Linked DNA regions of Homo sapiens: region 2 is linked to region 1. A link is a loop called in an ENCODE intact Hi-C map of the cell type or tissue named here. Cell type or tissue: PC-3. All regions are shown on one strand. Links, peaks and the distances in the headings refer to the core of each region. The heading gives the core; the rest is flanking DNA.

Region 1 (11,997 bases), core at 1,597-9,596:
GGCTGGGGGAGTATGTTCTCCTGAACAAGGCTGAGCAATCATTTTCGCTGCCCCTGCAAAGACAGCTGGTAAGAGCCTGCTTATTATCACCTCCCCCTGCCTGTGCGGGGGTGCGGGTGGGTGAGGAGGGTTGGCAGGGAAGTGAAGAGGCTGCTTCTGGAGCCTGCTAGGTAAATTACTGTGTGGTTTCTCCCTGAGTCATCAGGGCAGGGATGAGGCTGGAGGAGCGGGCTTTTCCTACCAGTATTTGTGTTTTCTTTAGGTGTGAGAGGACACAAATGGCTCTGGCAACCAGGCCCACAGCTGCTGCCTCATTTGCATGACGATTTACACAGCTGAGGCTTGGACGCTCAAGGGTAGGCATTTTTCTAAGGTGTTTAGGCAGACTCATCCTTTATGCATATATATGCAAGTAAGGAGTTGTCGGGGGTGAAGAAGGATCGGGGAACTCTGTTTTTGGCTGTTTCCTCATTTCTGCATTTCCACCAGCGGTGCCAGCTGCTGATGTCATCCTAGCTGTGAAGTTGCAGCATCGAACCAGAGCCTACCTTACGAAGAGCTTTCTGTGGGGCTCTTGGAGTTAGAGAGGAAGGACGTGAAGAGAACTAGTGAGCACAGCCTTGGCTTTTGAGGAACTGACAGGCAGGAGCAGAAGCAAATACAGATCCTGAGAACCCTCATGAAGCAGCTTCTGTGCAAATGGGTGTAGAGGGCACAAGGGTGGTGACCACGTAGAAAACTTGGGTGCTATGGCCTGGGGAAAAGCAGAGATGAATTCACTGTGGCCTCTAGGTCTCAATTTCCTCCTGGTACAGTGAGACTAATAATACCTACCTTGCTCAGTTGCTTTGAGGATTAAATAAGATCATGAATGTAAAATGCCTAGAACAGTGTCTGGCTCTAAGTGGTATCTGTCATAACATCAATTATTATTGATAAGATGAAACCATGGAGCAACCAAGATCCTGTCTTGCATATCCTACTTCTTTGCTGCCTTTTCCTTTGTGAGAAAAGCCTGCCTTGAGCTCCCTTACTCCTTCCAACCTTGGGTTCTCTTTGGGATCTGCAATATCAACAAATGGCTGGACAGACTGCAAGGTGCCATCTGTGGCCCCCAAACAGGACAGGCCAAGGTGTGACTGAGTAGCTCACTTGAGGGTAAAACCTGGGACTTCAGCCTCAGGGACAGCATAACGTCCCACTCTGCAACCAGCAGGTTGTAATGAGTTGGGAAATTGGGGCTCCACGGTAGAGTAGAAAGAGCGCAGAACCAAACTGCTTTCAAATCTCGGCTCTGTCACCAGATGTATGACTTTGAGCAAGTTGTTTAACCTCTTTGTGCCTCGGTTTCTTGATCTGTTAAATGGGGATGATAATATTACCCACCTCATAGGGATGTTGTGTGAATCAAAAGTGTTAACACATACAGTTGTCTCTCAGTATCTTCCGGGGATTGGTTTCTTCGGGTAAAGAGAACCCAAATACTGGCAGGAAAACCTCGCTCCTCCAACCTCATCCCTGCGCTGATGACTCAGGGAGAAACCACACAGTAATTTACCTAGCAGTCTTCATGGACATCAAAATCCAAAGACGCTCAAGTCCCTGACATAAAATGGCTTAGTATTTACATTGACTTATGCACATCCTCCTGTATACTTTAAATCAACTCCGGATTACTTATAATTCCTAATACAATGTAAATGCTATGTAAATAGTTGTTATACTTTATTGTTTAGGGAATAATGACAAGAAAAAAATGTAGATATTCAGTACAGATGTTTGGTTTTTTAAAAATATTTTCTATCCACTGTTGGTTGAACCCACAGACATGGAGGACTGAATGTATGAAGTACTTGGAATTGTACCTGGCCCAGAGTAAACCCAAGACAAATGATCAAATTTGGCTTTTGATCATTTTTGATTGGGGGGTGACTAGGGTGTGAAGGGTGTGTGGCCAGAGGACTGAGGACAGCCGGGTGGGCAGGCAGAGACCTCCACTTGCCATGGTTTATGCGTCTTTAAGGAAGGAAAGGACAAAGATGGTGGCTGGGATGGAGAACGACGCGCTTGTGCAAAGTCAAACAAACCTCCCAAGGACTCTCACTAATATCCTAGGAGCTTCCACAGGATCTCAGGGCTCTGCCCAGGCCACCATCGCCTCATCCTGCAGAGGGAGGATGGCTTGCGTCTGCATGACCCTTCTGTGAACCAGGCCTGCCAGCTGCAGCCTGTGCCGCCCAGCCCTGCTGGCCTGCTCCTCCTCGGGTACATTGGTGCATGAACCTTGCCCTGGGGATGTCTGACGTCTCTATCATTATTTTTCCTTCTTTCCATTTCTGCTTTGCTTAACAAAACTTGCTGAATGATATGTATTAATATTTGATAAGCCATCTTAGGTTATTCCTGGAATAGGCAGAGAATAAAGAAATAAACCACCTAGTTCCTAGAGATTTTAACTTTCTTAAAGTTTTTATAGCAGTGGTTTTCAAATTCATTTTTTTCAGAGGATCCCCCTTTTAAAAAATGAAATCTTTTCTAGAAACCCTACCATATGTAAACAGCCTGATCAGGTTAAAGCAGGGAAAAGGACCTCAGCACCCACTTGCTGCTTACCCCCCGGCCACTCCCTGCCCGCCTTGCCTACCCCCTTGTCCCCCAAGGTGTCTTTACCAAGTCCTGTCTCTGAGGGGCACTGTTTGTAAACCATGAGTCCTTTCCATGGAAATCACACTGCAATGTTTGGTATGTCATTTTGGTGCAAAAATAAGGAAGTGAGATGGTTTCCTATGACCTTTTGGACAATTTCCTAATTATTGCTGCTAAACAGCAATATCTATACCTGCTACATCTATGTCTGCTATATAGACATAAACTGCTAAAGAATGAATATTAGTTAACCTCTAACAGGAAATAACAAAATGAACAAAAACAAAAGTCCTGTTTACCTTTCTATTACAGAAGATAATCATTTGTGAGTTTAAGTAACAATTGAGCTTTAATTATCACTGACAGAATGAAAACAAATAACAGCTAGATGCAGATCTTCAAAGTGAAATACAAACAAAATACAATTCAAAAGTAGTTTAGAAACCGAGTTTTAACTAATAATTAACACAACCTCTACATCAGCTACCCCCAGTCTCCCCCCATACAGGGAATTCTCCATTCCTCAAATTGTCTCTACTTTCCCATCCTTTCATGTTTAACCCTCTTCTCAAATCCCAGCTCCTTCGTGAAGCCTCGTGTGATCTACCTAGTCAAAGCCCAGTGGCACTTTATTAAATACAGTCTTCTCTATCTTAGGGTGTGGGCTTAGTCCCCTCAGTGAGGGGGCTGACGTGGCATCTGGGCCACTTTCACACAGTGGTCAGCCCCGCCGAGCACAGTGGACACCCAACCACTGCTCCTTCCATTCTCTCTCTCATTCTCCCTGGTACTCAAGATGGTGCTGCTTCTGAAAGGGTTAAACTTTATATGACTGTGTTGGTAGAAAGACAAATACATTAAATTCTCTTTCAACATCAAGTTCATTTTTTCTGATTTTAAAAGAAATTAAAATATTTACATAGGCCCCTAAAAGCAAGATAGGCCCTTGGTGATGCTACTGTGCACGTATATAAAGCTGCCACTTTACTAGCTATGTGGACTTGGGCAATTTACTTAACCACTCTAGGCTTTAGTTTTCTCATTTGTAAAATGGGGATAATGATAGCACCCAATTCGCAGAATTAAATGTCAGCTATGACTTGCCTGCATTGCGAAGTTAAAAATAGGGAAACACAAAGGATAATATCTTCTTGATTTCTTTTTATGCTCTGATCCAATATCAAATCTAGCTTTTCAACTTATTTTTGGCAAACATAAACTTCCTATTTCAAAGGAAAAGCACTAGAAAGAACAAATGAAACCAAACCAAAAGCTCTTCCGAGACATCCAAGGACTCTTGCCAAACAGCAACTTGATGAGTTCACAGTAAATGAATCAGAGACATATGGTTTAGATTCCCCACTCAAAGTCCTCAGGGGGAAACAGGAAGGCCGAGGACTCCAGAGAGCAGCTGGCCGTGTCAGCCCCACTCTGCCAGCTGAGCAAGAGATTACGATGCCCTGGAGCCCCTCAGGCATCTCCCGGATGATCCTTTCCCCTGGGCTCAACTCACGTTTCTCATTTGACTCTGTCTTCCCCCAGAAGGAAGATGTCACCCAGGAACCCTAACTGGAAACCGGACAGTTACCAGGGCACCCAAAACCCAATATTTGGTTATTACTTCATCCTTGACCTTCATTCCATTCATTCCCAGCTGCAGACAGTAGGATTTCTAAGGAAGAGTTAAGAGGGTAGAGGTGGTGGACTGTCTCTCTGTGATTGTTGTTTTCCAGGAACTCAGCTTGTTGCCAGGGAGATGTCACACACTAGAATGTTCCCACTGACCAGCAAGGGAACTCTGGAATGACTCATGTGAGGACCTGCCCCAGGAAAGGGAGGGTTATGGCCTAAAACCACACCACCCCCCTCATTGTATCAAACTCCATCCTTTTCAATGACAACTTCAGCCCCTCCCCTTCCCCCACCAGGAAGCCTTCCTAGATGAACCAGAAGCACTGTCTACCCCAAGCCACCCTCACACCTCCAACACTTCATTTGCATATGTGGTTAGCTTTTTAATGATATCAGAGCAATCTGTGAACAGCTTCAGCAGGGGGCCCTCTGGCAGAATTGAATAAATTGGACGGTTAAAGACCTGATTGAGGCCAGGTTTGTTGGCTCACTCCTGCAATCCCAGCGCTTTGGGAGGCCTAGGAGGGAGGATTGATTGAGCACAGGAGTTTGAGATCAGCTCCAGGCAACATGATGAGATCCCCATCTCTAAAATATAAAATAAAAATTAGCCAGGTGTGGTGGCAGGCACCTGTAGTCCCAACTACTCAGAAGACTGAGGTGGGAGGATCGCTTGAACCCCAGAGTTCGAGCCTGCTATGAGCCATGATTGTGCCACTGCACTCCAGCCTGGGCAACAGAGTGAGACCCTGTCTCAAAAATTAAAAAAATATATATATGACTGAGAGCCAGCTTGGTAAAGCCTTCAGAGCCAATGTGCCCTGCAGTCCGTCAACACACATGGAATGATTGCGCACTGGGGAACTGCAGTGCAAGACAGAGATGTGGAAGAAAGACTTGACTCTCAGAGATAGAAAAGTCAGGAAAGACACAAATAAAAACCCCAAAGAACTCCCAGACACAGACCTCTACAAACTGACTTGTTAACCTTTTGGGCCCGATCACAGCAGAAGCAAGGGCTCCACACCATACGAACCTGGGTCAAGGCTAAGGTGCCGGGGCCGGCTTCTTCTCCTCTGCTCAAGCAGGCTTTATATGGAGCACACTCTCTCCAGGACACAAAACAAGAACCATGCCCCTTCCACCCTGGCCCCCCTTACCCTCTCAGAAGGGGCTCCCTGGCCTAGCAGAGAGCAAAAGGCTACAGGTCTCACCACTGAAAGCTGGGCACCACCCGCCCCAAAGCAGAGAAGTGGAGGAGAGGACACTAGGTAGCTGCGCTAGCAGGGTTGTGCATGAAGCCAGCACCTGAGAGAAGACAGGAGGGAGGCAGAATTGAAGCCAGAGGCGGTGGTTTTTGGTGGTCACTATGGCCCACTCTAATTACTATGCACCAGGCGAGAGTCTGTGCTGGGTGCTCCTGAACATACAGATATGCAAGACACGGCCCTTGGGGGTGGGATGTCCTATAGGAGAAATTAGCCAAAAACGCAAGGCTGCCTGCATTGAATGCCAAATGATGGACACACACCATAAGTGTCAGAGGAAAAGAAATAATATTTACTGAGTACTTACTATGTGTTAAAGCACCTGTAAATGGTTTAGATGTATTTAATTTTTCCAACAGCCCATGAAGTGATTACTGGTATTATTTCCACTTTATGGATGAGAAAATTGAGGCTCAAAGAGTCTTAAAACACTTGCTTGGTGTCACACAATTTTTCATGGTAGATTCAGATTTTCAACTCAAAATTCTACCTCTCCAAGTGCGCGCGCGCGGACCCACGCACATGCATGGTTTTCTTGATGGGAGAGGATTTTGGGAAAGAGAGGTGACACCAGGCACGGGACTCTGGCTCCTACGCATAACTTATTTTTGACACATAGAGGGAACTTCGACGGCTACGTTTTCAAGCAGAGGGATGTCTTCTAACGAAGAGTTCATTTTTGATGTTTAGTTGTGCAGTCGTTAAGTCTGCGAGTTGCGATCCTGCTTCAGTTGTGCTGTGGGAGCGCAGTGGCCCAGGACTGGCTGGCCCGGCTGGGGAGGAGCCCAGGGAAAGAGGAAGGGAGGGCAGGGGAGGGGAGAAGCAGCTGTCCCCGGGCTGCCTGGGAGTCACTGGGGAGTCCTAGCCCGCCCTTGGGCCTAGGGCTCCCTGATGCGGCCTCCACTCTTCGCAGGGCCAGGGGGCGAGGAAGGAGGAGGGAGGGAAGAGGGAAGCTGGGGAGTGGGAGAGCGTCCTCCACGACCGCTTGGGTCCTCCGCGGGGCAGCCTCGGGGAGGGTGGCTGCAGGGCCCGGAGTCGCCTGGATCGCAGCGCCATCTCGTGGCTGCTGGCAGGTCTGCCTTGGGCCCTCTTGGCACAAGGCAAGGAAACAGGAGCTCTTCCCATCAGTGACAGGTGCCCGCCGGCCCGCAGTGAGTCCCAGGGGGCTTTCTCCTGCGTCAGGGAGCCAGGAGGGGAAGGGGGCATGGGTGCTGGGACCAGATTTCCCTGACTCTGTGCTCCTGGGTAAGGACTGATTGTCAAGAGTGGGCTTCCAGTTCTACCCCAGGCCCTGAGGGTCTTGTCCTTTTGCTGGGAGCCCCCACCGTTCTCCCCTACTCCCTCCTGTCTTCTCAAACGATAGCATAATGGAAGAAATCATCCTTAGAGTATGCAGGCCAGAACCCTGCCCCGTTGCGTAAGAGCTGTTGTCCCCGCGTCTCTCTGAGCCTCAACGGTTTTATCTGTTAAAGGGCATAATAACACCAGGAGAAGAATATATTGTAAAGCCTCTAGCACAGTGCCTTCAAGTAGTAGGAACTTAATCCATCCTTGAAGGCGACATCATTGTCAGTGGTTACAACAGGTCTCAATGTTGCGGAAGCTCATGCTTAGCAGATGGTAGGTGCCCTGGGAATATTGCAAACTAGTAGCGATGTCTTCTTAGCTCCAGCCCGAGAATGGGACAGTCCTAGTGCTAGATGTTTGCCTAGTTTCATAGATGATAACAATCCAGCTGGTCTTGCAAACCTAGTAAAAATAGCTGTCTATTCTACCCATCAGCCCAGGAGAATGCTCCAGTGTCACCAGTGACTCCTGCTCCCACATCTGCCTACAGGAAGCCCTCTTGGAACAAAAGCATCTCACTTCTGGGAGGCATCAAGGTAGTGAGGGGAGAGGGCAGTGGTGTGGGTTACACAGACCTGGGGCTCCCTTACCAGGTGAGGACCTGGAGCAGGCCACTAACCTCTCCAAACCCCATGTTTGTCATCTGTAAATCAGGGATATTATTATACTTCCCACCTCTTTAGGCTTGTATGGAATTGAATGAGATTATTAATGTAAAACACTTAGCACGGTGGTTTTAGTGTGCATCAGCATCACCTGAGGATTTATTAAAATATGAGTTGCTGGGCCCCACCTCAAGTTTCTCAAGCTGTAGGACCGTGGTGTGGCTCAATAATTTATTTGCACTTCTAATTTGCATCTCGGGGGATGTTGGTGCAATCTGTCCAGGAACCAGGCTTTGAGAAGGACTAATCTGGCACATACTAGATCTGCAATGAATTTTTTTATTATACTTTAAGTTTTAGGGTACACGTGCACAACGTGCAGGTTTGTTACATATGTATACATGTGCCATGTTGGTTTGTTGCACCCAGTAACTCATCATTTAACATTAGGTATATCTCCAAATGCTATCCCTCCCCCCTCCCCCCACCCCACAATAGGCCCCAGTGTGTGATGTTCCCCTTCCTGTGTCCACGTGTTCTCATTGTTCAATTCCCACCTATGAGTGAGAACATGCGGTGTTTGGTTTTTTGTCCTTGCGATAGTTTGCTGAGAATGATGGTTTCCAGCTTCATCCATGTCCCTACAAAGGACATGAACTCATCATTTTTTTATGGCTGCATAGTATTCCATGGTGTATATGTGCCACATTTTCTTAATCCATTCTGTTATTGTTGGACATTTGGGTTGGTTCCAAGTCTTTGCTATTGTGAATAGTGCCGCAATAAACATACGTGTGCATGTGTCTTTATAGCAGCATGATTTATAATCCTTTGGGTATATACCCAGTAATGGGATGGCTGGGTCAAATGGTATTTCTAGTTCTAGATCCCTGAGGAATTGCCACACTGACTTCCACGATGGTTGAACTAGTTTACAGTCCCACCAACAGTGTAAGTGTTCCTATTTCTCCACATCCTCTCCAGCACCTGTTGTTTCCTGACTTTTTAATGATCGCCATTCTAACTGGTGTGAGATGGTATCTCACTGTGGTTTTGATTTGCATTTCTCTGATGGCCAGTGATGATGAGCATTTTTTCATGTGTCTGTTGGCTGCATAAATGTCTTCTTTTGAGAAGTGTCTATTCATATCCTTCACCCACTTTTTGATGGGGTTGTTTTTTTCTTGTAAATTTGTGTGAGTTCGTTGTAGATTCTGGATATTCGCCCTTTGTCAGATGAGTAGATTGCAAAAATTTTCTCCCATTCTGTAGGTTGCCTGTTCACTCTGATGGTAGTTTCTTTTGCTGTGCAGAAGCTCTTTAGTTTAATTAGATCCCATTTGTCAATTTTGGCTTTTGTTGCTATTGCTTTTGGTGTTTTAGACATGAAGTCTTTGCCCACGCCTATGTCCTGAATGGTATTGCCTAGGTTTTCTTCTAGGGTTTTTACGGTTTTAGGTCTAACATTTAAGTCTTTAATCCATCTTGAATTAATTTTTGTATAAGGTATAAGGAAGGGATCCAGTTTCAGCTTTCTATATATGGCTAGCCAGTTTTGCCAGCATCATTTGTTAAATAGGGAATCGTTTCCCCGTTTCTTGTTTTTGTCAGGTTTGTCAAAGATCAGATGGTTGTAGATATGCAGCATTATTTCTGAGGGCTCTGTTCTGTTCCATTGATCTATATCTCTGTTTTGGTACCAGTACCATGCTGTTTTGGTTACTGTAGCCTTGTAGTATAGTTTGAAGTCAGGTAGCGTGATGTCTCCAGCTTTGTTCTTTTGGCTTAGGATTGACTTGGCAATGCGGGCTTTTTTTTGGTTCCATATGAACTTTAAAGTAGTTTTTTCCAATTCTGTGAAGAAAGTCATTGGTAGCTTGATGGGGATGGCATTGAATCTATAAATTACCTTGGGCAGTATGGCCATTTTCATGATATTGATTCTTCCTACTGATGAGCATGGAATGTTCTTCCATTTGTTTGTATCCTTTTTTATTTCATTGAGGAGTGGTTTGTAGTTCTCCTTAAAGAGGTCCTTCACATCCCTTGTAAGTTGGATTCCTAGATATTTTATTCTCTTTGAAGCAGTTGTGAATGGGAATTCACTCATGATTTGGCTCTCTGTTTGTCTGTTTTTGGTGTATAAGAATGCTTGTGATTTTTGCACATTGATTTTGTATCCTGAGACGTTGCTGAAGTTGCCTATCAGATTAAGGAGATTTTGGGCTGAGACAATAGGGTTTTCCAGATATACAATCATGTCATCTGCAAACAGGGACAATTTGACTTCCTCTTTTCCTCATTGAATACCCTTTATTTCCTTCTCCTGCCTGATTGCCCTGGCCAGAACTTCCAACACTATGTTGAATAGGAGTGGTGAGAGAGGGCATCCCTCTCTTGTGCCAGTTTTCAAAGGGAATCCTTCCAGTTTTTGCCCATTCAGTATGATATTGGCTGTGGGTCTGTCATAGATAGCTCTTATTGTTTTGAGATACGTCCCATCAATACCTAATTTATTGAGAGTTTTTAGCATGAAGGGTTGTTGAATTTTGTCAAAGGCCTTTTCTGCATCTATTGAGATACTCATATGGTTTTTGTCATTGGTTCTGTTTATATGCTGGATTATGTTTATTGATTTGCATATGTTGAACCAGCCTTGCATCCCAGGGATGAAGCCCACTTGATCATGGTGGATAAGTTTTTGATGTGTTGCTGGATTCGGTTTGCCAGTGTTTTACTGAGGATTTTTGCATCGATGTTCATCAGGGATATTGGTCTAAAATTCTCTTTTGTTGTTGTGTCTCTGCCAGGCTTTGGTATCAGGATGATGCTGGCCTCATAAAATGAGTTAGGGAGGATTCCCTCTTTTTCTATTGATTGGAATAGTTTCAGAAGGAATGGTACCAGCTCCTCCTTGTACCTCTGGTAGAATTCAGCTGTGAATCCATCTGGTCCTGGACTTTTTTTGGTTGGTAAGCTATTAATTATTGCCTCAATTTCAGAGTCTGTTATTGGTCTATTCAGAGATTCAAGTTCTTCCTGGTTTAGTCTTGGGAGGGTGTATGTGTTGAGGAATTTATCCATTTCTTCTAGATTTTCTAGTTTATTTGCGTAGAGGTGTTTATAGTATTCTCTGATGGTAGTTTGTATTTCTGTGAGATCGGTGGTGATATCCCCTTCATCATTTTTTATTGAGTCTATTTGATTCTTCTCTCTTTTCTTCTTCATTAATCTTGCTAGCAGTCTATCAATTTTGTTGATCTTTTCAAAAAACCAGCTCCTGGATTCATTGATTTTTTGAAGGGTTTTTTTGTGTCTCTATTTCCTTCAGTTCTGCTCTGATCTTAGTTATTTCTTGCCTTCTGCTAGCTTTTGAATGTGTTTGCTGTTGCTTCTCTAGTTATTTTAATTGTGATGTTAGGATGTCAATTTTAGATCTTTCCTGCTTTCTCTTGTGGGCATTTAGTGCTATAAATTTCCCTCTACACACTGCTTTGAATGTGTCCCAGAGATTCTGGTATGCTGTGTCTTTGTTCTCATTGGTTTCAAAGAACATCTTTATTTCTTCCTTCATTTCATTATGTACCCAGTAGTCATTCAGGAGCAGGTTGTTCAGTTTCCATGTAGTTGGGCGGTTTTGAGTGAGTTTCTTAATCCTGAGTTCTAGTTTGATTGCACTGTGGTCTGAGAGACAATTTGTTATAATTTCTGTTCTTTTACATTTGCTGAGGAGTGCTTTACTTCCAACTATGTGGTCAATTTTGGAATAAGTGTGGTGTGGTGCTGAGAAGAATGTATATTCTGTTGATTTGGGGTGGAGAGTTCTGTAGATGTCTATTAGGTCTGCTTGGTGCAGAGCTGAGTTCAATTCCTGGATATCCTTGTTAACTTTCTGTCTCGTTGATCTGTCTAATGTTGACAGTGGGGTGTTAAAGTCTCCCGTTATTATTGTGTGGGAGTCTAAGTCTAAGTCTCTTTGTAGGTCACTAAGGACTTGCTTTATGAATCTGGGTGCTCCTGTATTGGGTGCATATATATTTAGGATAGTTAGCTCTTCTTGTTGAATTGATCCCTTTACCATTATGTAATGGCCTTCTTTGTCTCTTTTGATCTTTGTTGGTTTAAAGTCTGTTTTATCAGAGACTAGGATTGCAACACCTGCCTTTTTTTGTTTTCCATTTGCTTGGTAGATCTTCCTCCATCCCCTTATTTTGAGCCTATGTGTGTCTCTACACGTGAGATGGGTGCAGCATCTGAATACAGCATTCCTGAATACAGCACACTGATGGGTCTTGACTCTTTATCCAATTTGCCAGTCTGTGTCTTTTAATTGGAGCATTTAGCCCATTTACATTTAAGGTTAGTATTGTTATGTGTGGATTTGATCCTGTCATTATGATGGTAGCTGGCTATTTTGCTCGTTAGTTGACGCAGTTTCTTCCTAGCCTCGATGGTCTTTACAATTTGGCATGTTTTTGCAGTGGCTGGTACTGGTTGTT
Region 2 (11,997 bases), core at 1,694-9,693, 52 kb before region 1:
AGAGGGAGACCGTGGAGAGGGAGAGGGAGAGGGGGAGGGGGCTAGGTTTTTTTAAAAGGTTTATTGCTACCATGACTCTGCTTGTTTTATTTTATTTTATTTGTTGATTGTTTGTTTGTTTGTTTGTACAGGCGAGGTCTCACTGTGTTGTACAGGCTGATCTCGAACTCCTGGGCTCAAATGATCCTCTTGCCTTGGCCTGCCAAAATGCCTAGGATTACAGGTGTGAGCCACCACACCTGGCCTCTGCTTGATTTTAAATGTCTAAACATGTAATCTATCAAATTATCTTGAAACTGCTTTGGAAGATCGTATATTACTCTCCTGTCTTCAGAAGTGATGAGATTTTTAAGTTACCAGTTGCTCGTATTAAAAAAAAAGAAATCCCCAAACTAGTGGCTTAAAACAACCAAGTGGTTATTTGCTCACAATTCTATAATCTGAGCTGGGCTTAGCTGGATGGTCTGCTGGTCTTGCTGGTGTTCACTCATGTGTCTGTATTCAGTTGGGTTGGCTGGAGACTGGGTTCTTTGGGACACTGGAATGTCTGAGCTTCTCTCCCTTTCCCTGTAGTCTCAGAGCCACTCCCTTTCCAAGTGGACTCTCCACACAGTTTCTCCAGCAGAGTAGCAGGTCTTTGCTCATGGTAGCTAAGGGATCTCAAAACCACAAAAGCAGAAACTGCCAGCTCTTCGTGGCCTTACACCTGGAATTGGCACAACACCACTTCTACTATATCCTGTTAATTAAAGCAGATCACAGCCCAGCTCAAAATCAAGAGGGATAGGAGACTACACAAGGGTATAAATACTTAGAGAAATAGTTCAGTGTGGGCCACCAAATTGGTGGTCCACCACAATAATCTTAAAAATTTCAGCCAGGCACAGTGTCTCATGCCTGTAATCCTAGCACTTTGGGAGGCTGAGGTGGGTGGATAACTTGAGCTCAGGTGTTTGAGACCAGCCTGGGCAACATGGTGAGACCCAATTTCTACTAAAAAAAAAAAAAAAAAAAAAAAAAAGGCTGGGTGTGGTGGTGTACGCCTGTGGTCCCAGCCACTTGGGAGGCTGAGGTGGGAGGATCACTTGAGCTGGCAGGCGGGGTGGGGGAGTGGTGGGGAGTGGAGGTTGCAGTGAGCTGAGATCACTGCAGCCTGGGTGACTTTTATATATAGATTTGTTTTATGAAACTTGCCTGAAATCACTTACTTTAAAAATGACATAAAGTTCTACCTCTTGGGAGCTTGGTAAAAATAAAATTTCTCAAAGAAAAATTCAATGGGCACTACATCTCCAGTACCTAACAGTACTTGGCTCATAAAAGGCTCTCAATAAGCATTTGTTGAATGAATACTACTGAAGAATCTGGCTAATGCTGCACATATAAGCAGCACCACTGGAAATATAGAACAGGTTCTGAAGGCAAAGTCTGAGCAATTACTTGCAAAGTCACACCTGTGGCAACAGCCTTTGTTTGCTGCTGATATGTTGGGGCCATTTGCACATCAAGCTGGACACCATCCTACTTCTCAGAAGTCATCATCTATAATTACATCCTTCCTGAGAGTCTAAAAACACACATTAAACTAATAAATAAATTGAAGCATTTATGTTCTGTGAAAACAAAAAGGAAGTTATTTGAGGAGAGCGGTTAGTGTAGAAGGAAGCCAGGAAGTTTCATTGTTCTTGTTAGTCAGGGAAGACTTCCTGGAAGAGGTAATTTCAGGAGCCCTGAGAATGATGAGAGAAGATAGAGGTTGATTGGGGGTGTTCTGAGCAAGTGGTATGAGCTTAAATAAAACGTCAGAGACACAAGAGCAAGATGAATAACGGGAGTAGTGAATAACTTTCCAAAGAATAAAGGGCCAGTTTTGGAAGGTGTTTGACAGACTAGTTCAGGCACTTTCTGCAAAAGTAAAGGCCTTGAGTGCCTCTGCAAAGGTTGAATGTTGATGAGTCTGAGCTCTCAAAAGATGATCATTTTGGCCCCATCACTCCACTGCTTGGGCTCCCTCCTGCTCTGGCCTCCCAGTTACTTCTAGAGAGATTCCATGTGAGGCACAGAGTGAGCACGGCTGTATTTCATAGGTTCACTGGCACTGGGGTGCAGCAATACACAGTCTCAATGCCATCACACTTAAAAGTGGCTTCCTTAGAAAGAAACGAGGAAATGAGAAGGAGTCCACTTGAGTGAACCCCTCTACCTAGACCTCCCTTCCAAGTTGAGTGAAAGCCGCCCCTAAGAAGCCTGTGCTCCTTGAGGAACACCATCCGCAGGACACACTCCCTGCCAGGGAACACGTTGCCTGGGGTCTCTGGGGTCTGTCTTATGGTCTTTGTGACCATCCCTTTGTGACCAGGTGCATATACGGAGAAGTGGCTGGGAAATGGGCAGGAAGCCTGCATTATTTTCCCTGCTGCATCCACCACTACTGAGTAAGCAGCAAATTCCTGGAACTGCTTTTACTGTTTTCTGTGACTCTTATTAGGAACCACACTCATGAGTCATACAACCAGTAAGGCTTACCAAATATTTACCATGAGCAGAATCCTAAGCCAGGTCCCGAGAGGGCGCACATAAAGTCAAAACTGAAAGGAAGTCCCCAAAGTTATCTGATCCAGCTTCCTGCTTTCAGGTAGGTGAATGTCAATAAAGTGAGCTAGTTGTTAGAAGAAATATGCCTTGCGCTCAACCTCTCAGAAGGCTCAGGGGATGCCCCAAAGTGGCAAAACAATTGGAGAATGAGACTCACCTGCCAAGAGGAAAGACACTGAATTGATTCACCCCTGAGGAGAGCAGGTTAAGGTGTGGTAGTTTAGTTCTGCAGGAAAATCATAGGCAGAGCTCGAGGCCAACACTTCTCTGCCTCTGTTGGGGAAAGAACAAGAGGAAATGGGTTTGAAGAACAACATGTAGGACCAAAAATAAACGCAAAGAACTGCCGATCATCCGTGTTGTTAAGTCCTGGAACGCTGAAAGCAGTGCAGAGTCCTTCGTTAAAAGAAAAACAAAAACCAAACCTCAGGTATAATCTTGCCTAGACGCAAACCAAAAAAAGATCTAGGACAATCTCTCTAAGATCTATGTTATCAGCAGTTGCCTCTGGGTAAAGGGATTATTGGTGGTAACAATAACTGAATTATTTTCACTATGTATTAATTAAATATATAATTTATTATTAATGATCAATAATTATTGCTGTTTTCTGAATTTTTAAATTTTCTGTGGTGTCCCTTTTTATAATGAGAATCTTCATTTTTAGGAATCTCTTCTAGTCTTCTGTGACTTAAAAATTTATGATTCAATTTTTAATAAAGTCTGGAATCGCCTGGTATATAAAATTGTATCCATGCAAAATATAAAAATTCATGGCTACTTTTATATATAGATATGTTGTATGAAACTTGCCTGAAATCACTTACTTTAAAAAATGACATAACATTCTAGCTCTTGGGAACTTTGTAAATAATAATAATAATAATAAAATAATAATGATATAAAGGTGTATTTAGACTTAGTCTTTGTAAATCCCTTTATATTATGCAGACCACTGAAACTATCAGCTAACAATAATTACTCCAAAATCTGCCATCGGCTAACTAGCTTGAAGATACAAAAGTTCAAAATTCGGTGGAGTGTTGCCCACTTTGACTCACAATAAAAGTCAGACTTTTTTTTTTGAGACGGAGTTTTGCTCTCGTTGCCCAGGCTGGAGTACAATAGTGTGATCTCGGCTCACCGCAACCTCTGCCTCCCGGGTTCAAGTGATTCTCCTGCCTCAGCCTCCCAAGTAGCTGGGATTACAGGCATGCGCCACCACGCCCGGCTAATTTTGTATTTTTAGTAGAAACGGGGTTTGTCCATGTTGGTCGGGCTGGTCTCAAACTCCCGACCTCAGGTGATCCGCCTGCCTCGGCCTCCCCAAAGTGCTGGGATTACAGGCATGAGCCACTGCACCTGGCCAAAAGTCAGACTTTTAAAATAGATTTTTTGAAATGCTCAACACCACTAATCATCAGAGAGATGCAAATCAAAACCATAATGAGATACCATCTCATACCAGTAAGGATGGCTGTTATTAAAGTAAAAAAAAAAAAACCAGATGTTAGTGAGGTTTCATGGAAAAGGGAATGCTTATACACTGTTGCTGGGAATGCAAATTAGTACAGTTCCCGTGGAAAGCAGTTTGGAGATTTCTCAAAAAACTAAAAGTAGAATTACCATTCAACTCAGCAATCCATTACTGGGAATATACCCAAAGGAAAATAAATCATTCTATCAGAAAGATACCTGTATTCATATGTTTATCACAGCACTATTCACAACAGCAAAGACATGGAATCAACCTAAGTGCCCATTAATGGTGGATTGGATAAAGAAAATGTGGTACATATACACCACGGATTACTATACAGCCATGAAAAAGAATGAAATCACATCCTTTACAGCAACATGGATGCAACTGGAGGCCTTTATCCTAAGCAATTTAATGCAGAAACCGAAAATCAAATGAACTATCATGTTCTTACTTATAAGTGGGAGATGAACATTGGGTACACTTGGACACAAATATGGGAACAATAAACCCTGGGGATTCCAAAAGGAGTAGGGGAGGGAGGGGAAATGGGTTGAAAAACTACCTATCATGTACTATGTTCACTACTTGGGGGATGGGATTCTTAGAAACCCAAACCTCAGCATCATATAATTTACTCATGTACCAAACCTGCAAACATATCCCTTGGATCTAAAATAAATAAATACACAAGTAAAATACATTTTGTCGGTTGTTTTGCTACTGGTAGTTCATCTCCCACATCTAACTGACATGTATGTGGAAATCACTTCATAGCATGAGTTTATCAGCATTCTGAATAATTTATTCCTCCAATCTATCATATTAGTAATATTTCTGCTGAACAAGTTGGCAGTTTATCCAATACACCACTTTTGGTGGATATAGTCATTTGAGATGGAATTTTAACAATGTTCACTACGTGAGTTAGAATATTAATAAAAGAGGCCAGGCACAGTGGCTCACGCCTGTAATCCCAGCACTTTGGGAGGCTGAGGCAGGCAGATCACCTGAGGTTATCAGAAGTTCGACACCAGCCTGGTCAACATGGCGAAACCCCGTCTCTACTAAAAATACAAAAACTAGCAGGGCGTGGTGGTACACACCTGTAATCCCAGCTACTCAGGAGGCTGAGGCAGGAGAATCACTTGAACCTGGAAGGCGGAGGTTGCAGTGAGCTGAGATCGCACCACTGCACTCCAGCCTGGGCAACAGAGTGAGATTCCATCTAAAAAAAAAGACTATTAATAAAGGAAAGGCACTTCACCTACAAGTCAATAAAATAGATGTAAAGAAACAATAAGACACTTCTGCTCTGAATCACTGAGACCACCCAGTGGTTTCCCAGCTGTGTGCATTATGATACCAAACCATGCAGTCATTATATGACAGACGTTCTATAATCTGTTGTTAAGAGGAAGAAGGCAATCACTTCCAGTTGGAATGATCAAGAAAGTCTCCATAGAGGGAGCATTTGAGCCACATTTAAAGCGTAAATAGGATTTTGGTTGACAGCACTGTATTCAAAGAAAATGACATGGCCAAAATCGTGGAGGGAGGAACAAGCTAAGCTGGGAAATAGGGAGGCATTGACACAGCTGGATTAGGTAAATTTAAAGTGTGCCATATACGACTTAAAAGTCAGCCTAAAGTTTTGGATTATATTTGTCACAATATGGGGAATAATTGAAGGGTTTTGACCTAAGTGTGTGTCTAATTGTTTGTGGCACTGTCCCAGGTAGAGATACACAAGGAGAATTACCCATCTCTATTCAGATCCATTGGCAGAGGTCACTACATATGTAAAAACAAGACCAAAACCAAAACAAAAACAGGAAAAAACAAGGAAAAATAAAGCAATAAATTTGAATAATTATTAGGTTGGTATAAAGTAATTGTGGCTTTTGCCATTACTTTTATGGCAAAAAACCGCAATTACTTTTGCACCAACCTCATAAGCTATATCATTGGTAAAGTATCAATGATATATTTTTAAAAGTACAATTAGGGATAAAAACATAATTTGATAACCAATCTCACTAGAACTCAAGGAAATGCAAATTAAGATCACAATAAGATAACATTTTACACCTCCTAGATGGGCAAAAATTAAGAAATCTGACAATGGTTGATAGAACCACTAGACAAAAAAATCAGCAAGTCTATAGATCTCAGCAACATCATCAACAAACAGGATCAAATCTATATTTATAGAACACTCCACCCAATGACAGAAGAATATACATTCATTACAAGTACCCATGAAATGTATACCAAAATAGACTATATCCTGGGCCATAAGACAAACCTCAATAAATTAAAAGAATTAGAATCATACTGAGTGTATTCTCTGACCACAGTGGAATGAAACTAGAAATCAATAACAGAAAGGTAAGAGGACAACAAGATAACACTCTTCTAAATAATCCATGGGTCAAATAGGAAGTTTCAAAAGAAACTTTTTATAAAATGCCTTGAACTAAATGGAAATGAAAGCACAATATATCAAAATTTGTGCTACAGCAGTGCCAAGAGGGAAATTTATAGCACGAAATGTTTCAAAACTTTCACCACAAGAACCTAAAAAAGAAGAGCAAAATAAGCCCAAAGCAAGCAGAAATAAGAAAATAATATTAAGAGCAGAAATCAATGACGCTGGTAAAAAAAATAATAATAATAAAGCAAACCACTGAAACAAAAAGCTGATTCTTTGAAAAGATCAATGAAATTGATACACCTCTAGCAAGACCAACAAGGAAAAAAAGAGAGAAGACAAAGGACACTAATATCAAAAATGAAACAGGGACTATCACTAGAGAACTTGCAGATAACAAAAGGATAATAAAAGAATACTAAGGACAATGAAACACACATAGATTTGACACCTTAGATCAAATGGACCAATTCCTTGAAAAACACAAACCATCACAACTCACCCAATATGAAATAATTTTAATAGTCCTATTACAGCTAAGGGATTTGAGCAATATAAAGAATTCAGCAGTGTATATATATAAATTCGCTAGGTGCAGTGGCTCACACCTGTAATCCCAGCACTTTGGGAGGCCGAGGTGGGTGGATCACCTGAGGTTGGGAGCTCGAGACCAGCCTGACCAACACAGAGAAATCCCATCTCTACCAAAAAAAAAAAAAAAATACAAAATTAGCCAGGCTTGGTGGCGCATGCCTGTAATCCCAGCTACTCGGGAGGCTGAGGCAGGAGAATCGCTTGAACTTGGGAGGTGGAGGTTGCAGTGAGCCGAGATCGCGCCATTGTACTCCAGCCTGGGCAACAAGAGCGAAACTCTGTCTCAAAACAAAAAAGAAAAAAAATTTATAACTAAGCAGAGTGTATTCCAGGAATGGAAGTCTGGTTAAATTTTTGAAAATCAATGTAATCTACCATATTAATAGTCTAGAGAGGAAAAATCACATGATCATATCAATTGATACAGAAAAAGCATTTGAAAACAAAATCAACAATGATTCATGATAAAAATTCCCAGAAAAAGTAGGAATGGAGGGGAACTTCCTCAATTTGATAAAGGACAGCTACAAAAACCCCACAGCTAGTATTATTATACTTAATGATAACAGATGGAATGCTTTCTCCTCTAAGATCTGGAACGAGGCAAAAATGTCCACTCTCAGAAGTTTATTCAACATAGTGCTGGAAATTCTAGTTGGTGAAATAAGGAAAGAAAATAAAAGAAAAACTGTATAGATCAGAAAGGAAGAAATGAAACTGTCCTATTTGCAGATGACATGATTGTCTACACAGAAAATCCCAAGGAATGCACCAAAAACTCCTAGAACTTACAAATGAGTTTAGCAAGGTCACAGGATATAAGATACACCTACAAAAATCAGTTGTATCTCTCTATACTAGCAATGAACATGTGGACACATAAATAAAAATACAATACCATTTGCAATCACTCAACAAAAAGTGGTTGAGTGTAAACCTAACAAAACATGTATAGGACTTATTTGCTGAAAGCTACAAAACATTGATGAAGGATGTCAAACATATAAATAAAGAAGAGACACAACATGTCCATGGATGGAAGACTCAATCTGGCCAATTCGCTCCAGATTTATACACATATTTAATGTAATTTCTATCAAAATCCCAGTAAGTAAGTAAAATCCCAAAATACATATACACAAGATTATTTTAAAATGTATATGGAAAGGCAAAGGAATTAGAATAGCTAAACCAATCTTGAAAAAGAAGAAAGTAGAGAGACTCAGTCTATCCAATTTCAAGACTTATTATATAGCTATAGTGAAGACTGTGGGATATTGGCAGAGAGGTAGACACACAGATCAAGACCACACAGAATAGAGAACCCAGAAGTAGACTCACACAAATATGGCCAGCTGAGTTCTGTCAATGGTGCAAAAGCAATTCAAGGAGGAAAGATAAGTCTTTTCAACAAATGGTACTGGAACAATTGAGCATCCATGGGTAAAAGAAACAAACAACCAGCCAGGTTTGGTGGCTCATGCCTGTAATCCCAGCACCTTGGGAGACTGAGGCAGTAGATCCCTTGAGGCTAGGAGTTCAAGACCAGCCTGGCCAAAATGGCAAAACCCCGTCTCTACTAAAAAAACAAAAATTAGCCATGTGTGGTGGTGCATGCCTGTAATCCCAGCTATGTGGGAGGCTGAGGCATGAGAATTGCTTGAACCCGAGAGGCGGAGGTTGCAGTTTGAGCCTAAATCGGACCACTGCACTCCAGCCTGGGCAACAGAGTGAGACCCTGTCTCAAAAAAAAAAAAAAAAAAAAAGTAAGGAACATCCACCTAAGTCTCACGCTTTATGGAAAAATTAACATGGGTCACACACTTAAATATCAAATATATAACTGAAGCATTTAGAAAAACTAGGAGAAAATCTTCAGGATCTAGGGCTAAGCAAAGAGTTCTTAAACTTGACACCAAAAGCATCATTCATTTTTAAAAATGGATAAATTGGATTCGTTAAAATTAAAGATTTTGCCTTTTGAAAGATGTTGTTAAAAGGATGAAAAGACAAGCTATAAAGTGGGAGAAAATATTTGCAAACCGTGTATCTGACAAAAGATTAGTATCTTGAATATATAAATAACTCTTGGCTAGGCATGGTGGCTCATGCCTGTAATCCCAACACTTTGGGAGGCCAAGGCAGGAGGATTATTTGAACCCAGGAGTTCAAGACTGGGCAACATAAAGAGACTGTATCTCTACAAAAAGTAAAAAACAAAACAAAACAAAACAAAATTAGCCAGGAGTGGTGGCACACAGCTATAGTCCTTGCTACTTGGGAAGCCGAGGTGGGAGGATCACATAAGCCCAGGAGATTGAGGCTACAGCAAGCCGTGATTGCACCACTGCAATCCAGCCTGGGCAAAAGAATGAGACTTTGAAAAAAAACAAAAAAGCCTCTCAGAACTCTGAACTGCAAAACAGCAAGCAACATAATTATAAAATGCACAAAAGACATAAACATTTCATGAAACGGCATATATGGATGACAAATAAACACCTGAAAAGATGTTCAACATTAATAGTCAATAGGAAAATGCAATTTAGAACCATAATAAGATATCATTACACACCTATCAGAATGAATAAAATAAAAAATCATGACAATATCAAATGCTGGAGAGCATGCAGGGAAATTGTATCACTCACATATTGCTGGTGGGAATTAAAAATATACCTCCACTCTGGAAAACACATTGGCAGTTTCTTAGAAAACTAAATGTTCAACTACCAAGTGTCCCAGCAATTGCACTCTTGGGCATTTATCCCAAAGAAATGAAGACTTATGTTTACACAAAACTCTGTACCCAATTTTTTTTTGAGACAGAGTCTCACCGTGTTGCCCAGGCTGAAGTGCAGTGGTATGATCATGGCTCACTGAAACCTCCACCTCCTAGGATCAAGCAATCCTTCTGCCTCAGCCTCCTGAGTAGCTGGGTCTACAGACATGCACCACCGTGCGTGGCTAATTTATCTATTTATTTATTAGAGACAAGGTCTCACTATATTGCCCAGGCTGGTCTAGAGCTCCTGAGCTGATGAAATCTTCCTGCCTTGGCCTCCCAGAGTGCTGGCACTTACAAGCATGAGCCACCATGCCCAGATACACAAATGTTTATAGCAGTTTTATTTGTAATAGCCAAGAACTAGAAAACAGCCCAGATGTCCTTGACAAGGTTAAACACACTGTGGTACATCCCTGCCGTATATGGAATACTACTCAGCAACAAAAAAGGAGCAAACTATTGATACAGGCAACAACTTCCATGAAATCCTCAGAGAATTGTGAAGAAAAGCCAATCTCAAAAGGTTATGTGCTGTAGGATTACATTTATATAATGTTCTTGAAATGACCAAATTACAGAAATGGAGAACAGATTTGTGGTCACCAGGGGTAAAGGAGCGGGTGGGCAAAGCATGAGCAAGAAGTGGTTGCGACTAAGAAAGGGCAACAGGAGAGATCCTCGTGGTGATGGAAACGTTTTGTGTCTTGGCTGTATCAATGTAAATATCCTTTCTGATTGTCATATCATACAGAACATAGGTTTGCAAGATTTTACCATTGGGGGAAACTGAGTATAGGGCACATGGGATTTCACTGCAAGAGAGTCTACAAATATGTCAAAATAAAAAAGTTTAATTTTTAAAATGTGACAAAACTATAAACACAAAATTTAGGATAGACAGATGGGGGAGAAAGGGGCTGGAATAGTGAAGAGAACAGAGGTAAATAAAAGGGATTGTCAGTGTTCTGGTTCTTGGATTAGGTGATGAGTTTAGAGATGTCTGTTATATTATTAACAAACAAATGAGTAATAAATAAACACAAGAAGTATATTCATGAAACAACAATGTCAGAGTAGCAGGAACCAAGGATAAAGGTTAATCCAATTTTGCCTACGTGAGGTCTATTGGAGGGAAATAACAAACTGGCTCTGCTTTTTTGAAAAGAAGACTGAGATGCTAATTTTTTTTTTTTTCCTGAGACAGTCTCTGTTGCCCAGGCTGGAGTGCAGTGGCATGATCATTTCCTCCAACTCCTGGGCTCAAGCAATCTCCTGCCTCAGCCTCCCAAGTAGCTGAGATTACAGGTGTGTGCCATTTTTCATAGAGATGGGGTCTCACCATGTTGCACGGCTGATCACAAACCACTGGGCTCAAGCAATCCTCCTGCCTGAGCCCCTAAAAGTGCTGGGATTACAAGCGTGAACCACTGGCCTAAGGCTCTTTCTGCCCTAAACTATCAAAGAGCATGGGCTATTGTTAAGAAAGAAAAGAGATTTCTTGAAACAGCCCCAGGCATCCACTTTGAGTGTTAGGGGAACTACCAAAGTTGTTAGTGTCTTTCTAAGGAAATCCACTGCTGTCAGTAGAAGTCATTTGTGGTTTATTCATTCAGCAGATGTGTGACCAGGATTGTGAGCACAGCTCTGTGCCAGGCACAAGAAGTTGGAAATGGATCCAAGAAAATGCAAATCAGTTGTAGGTGGTAGTAGGTCCTACAGGAAATGAGTGAAATTATTTTTTTAAGTACGTCACAAATGGCACATATCTTATTCATGGTTTAAAACAGGATAATGAGCAATCTCTTCAGATACTACACTACTAGAATTCCTATGGTGTGGCATCATTTAGGGCTTCAGTAGAAACCAGCATTACATGATTTTAGCAAAAACACATTTTTGCTAGGCGCCTCTCCCTTAGAAACAAAATTGGGGAAAATAAGAAAAAATAAGTTATTGTTGGTTGTGGTGGCTCACGCCTGTAATCTCAGCACTTTGGGAGGCCAAGGTGGGTGGATCTCTTGAGGCCAGGAGTTAGAGACCAGCCTGGCCAACATGGCAAAACCCCGTCTCTACCAAAAATACAAAAATTAGCCGGGAGTGGTGGCG

What was found. A loop is a pair of places that touch in the nucleus more often than their neighbours do. Peaks named below come from ENCODE experiments on the same cell type or tissue, not always from the same donor. Only the 100,000 strongest peaks of a DNase experiment are listed, where the experiment ranks them.
Region 2: a loop joins it to region 1, with 11 times the contacts of the local background. A loop is called at or near these places in 16 of 110 quality-filtered maps.

The regions. Positions count from the first base shown.
Region 1 is chr1:212,660,019-212,672,015 of GRCh38, reverse strand. It overlaps LINC02773 (long intergenic non-protein coding RNA 2773), which reads left to right and starts at 6,371. Exons shown (of 4, transcript NR_183483.1): 1 at 6,371-6,697; 2 at 7,329-7,429. RefSeq lists an enhancer at 1-384 and silencers at 155-449, 4,532-4,751, 6,307-6,616. In PC-3, for the core only: CTCF peaks have their summits at 2,691 and 6,591 (motif pointing left); DNase peaks (open chromatin) are centred at 4,015, 4,415, 6,335 and 6,605; H3K4me3 peaks cover 1,803 bases; H3K27ac peaks cover 2,331 bases.
Region 2 is chr1:212,712,235-212,724,231 of GRCh38, reverse strand. No RefSeq gene overlaps it. Among named protein-coding and RNA genes, the nearest start is that of BATF3, 18 kb to the right of the region's middle. RefSeq lists an enhancer at 11,134-11,687. In PC-3, for the core only: a CTCF peak has its summit at 5,553; DNase peaks (open chromatin) are centred at 2,551 and 5,541; H3K4me3 peaks cover 934 bases; H3K27ac peaks cover 1,232 bases.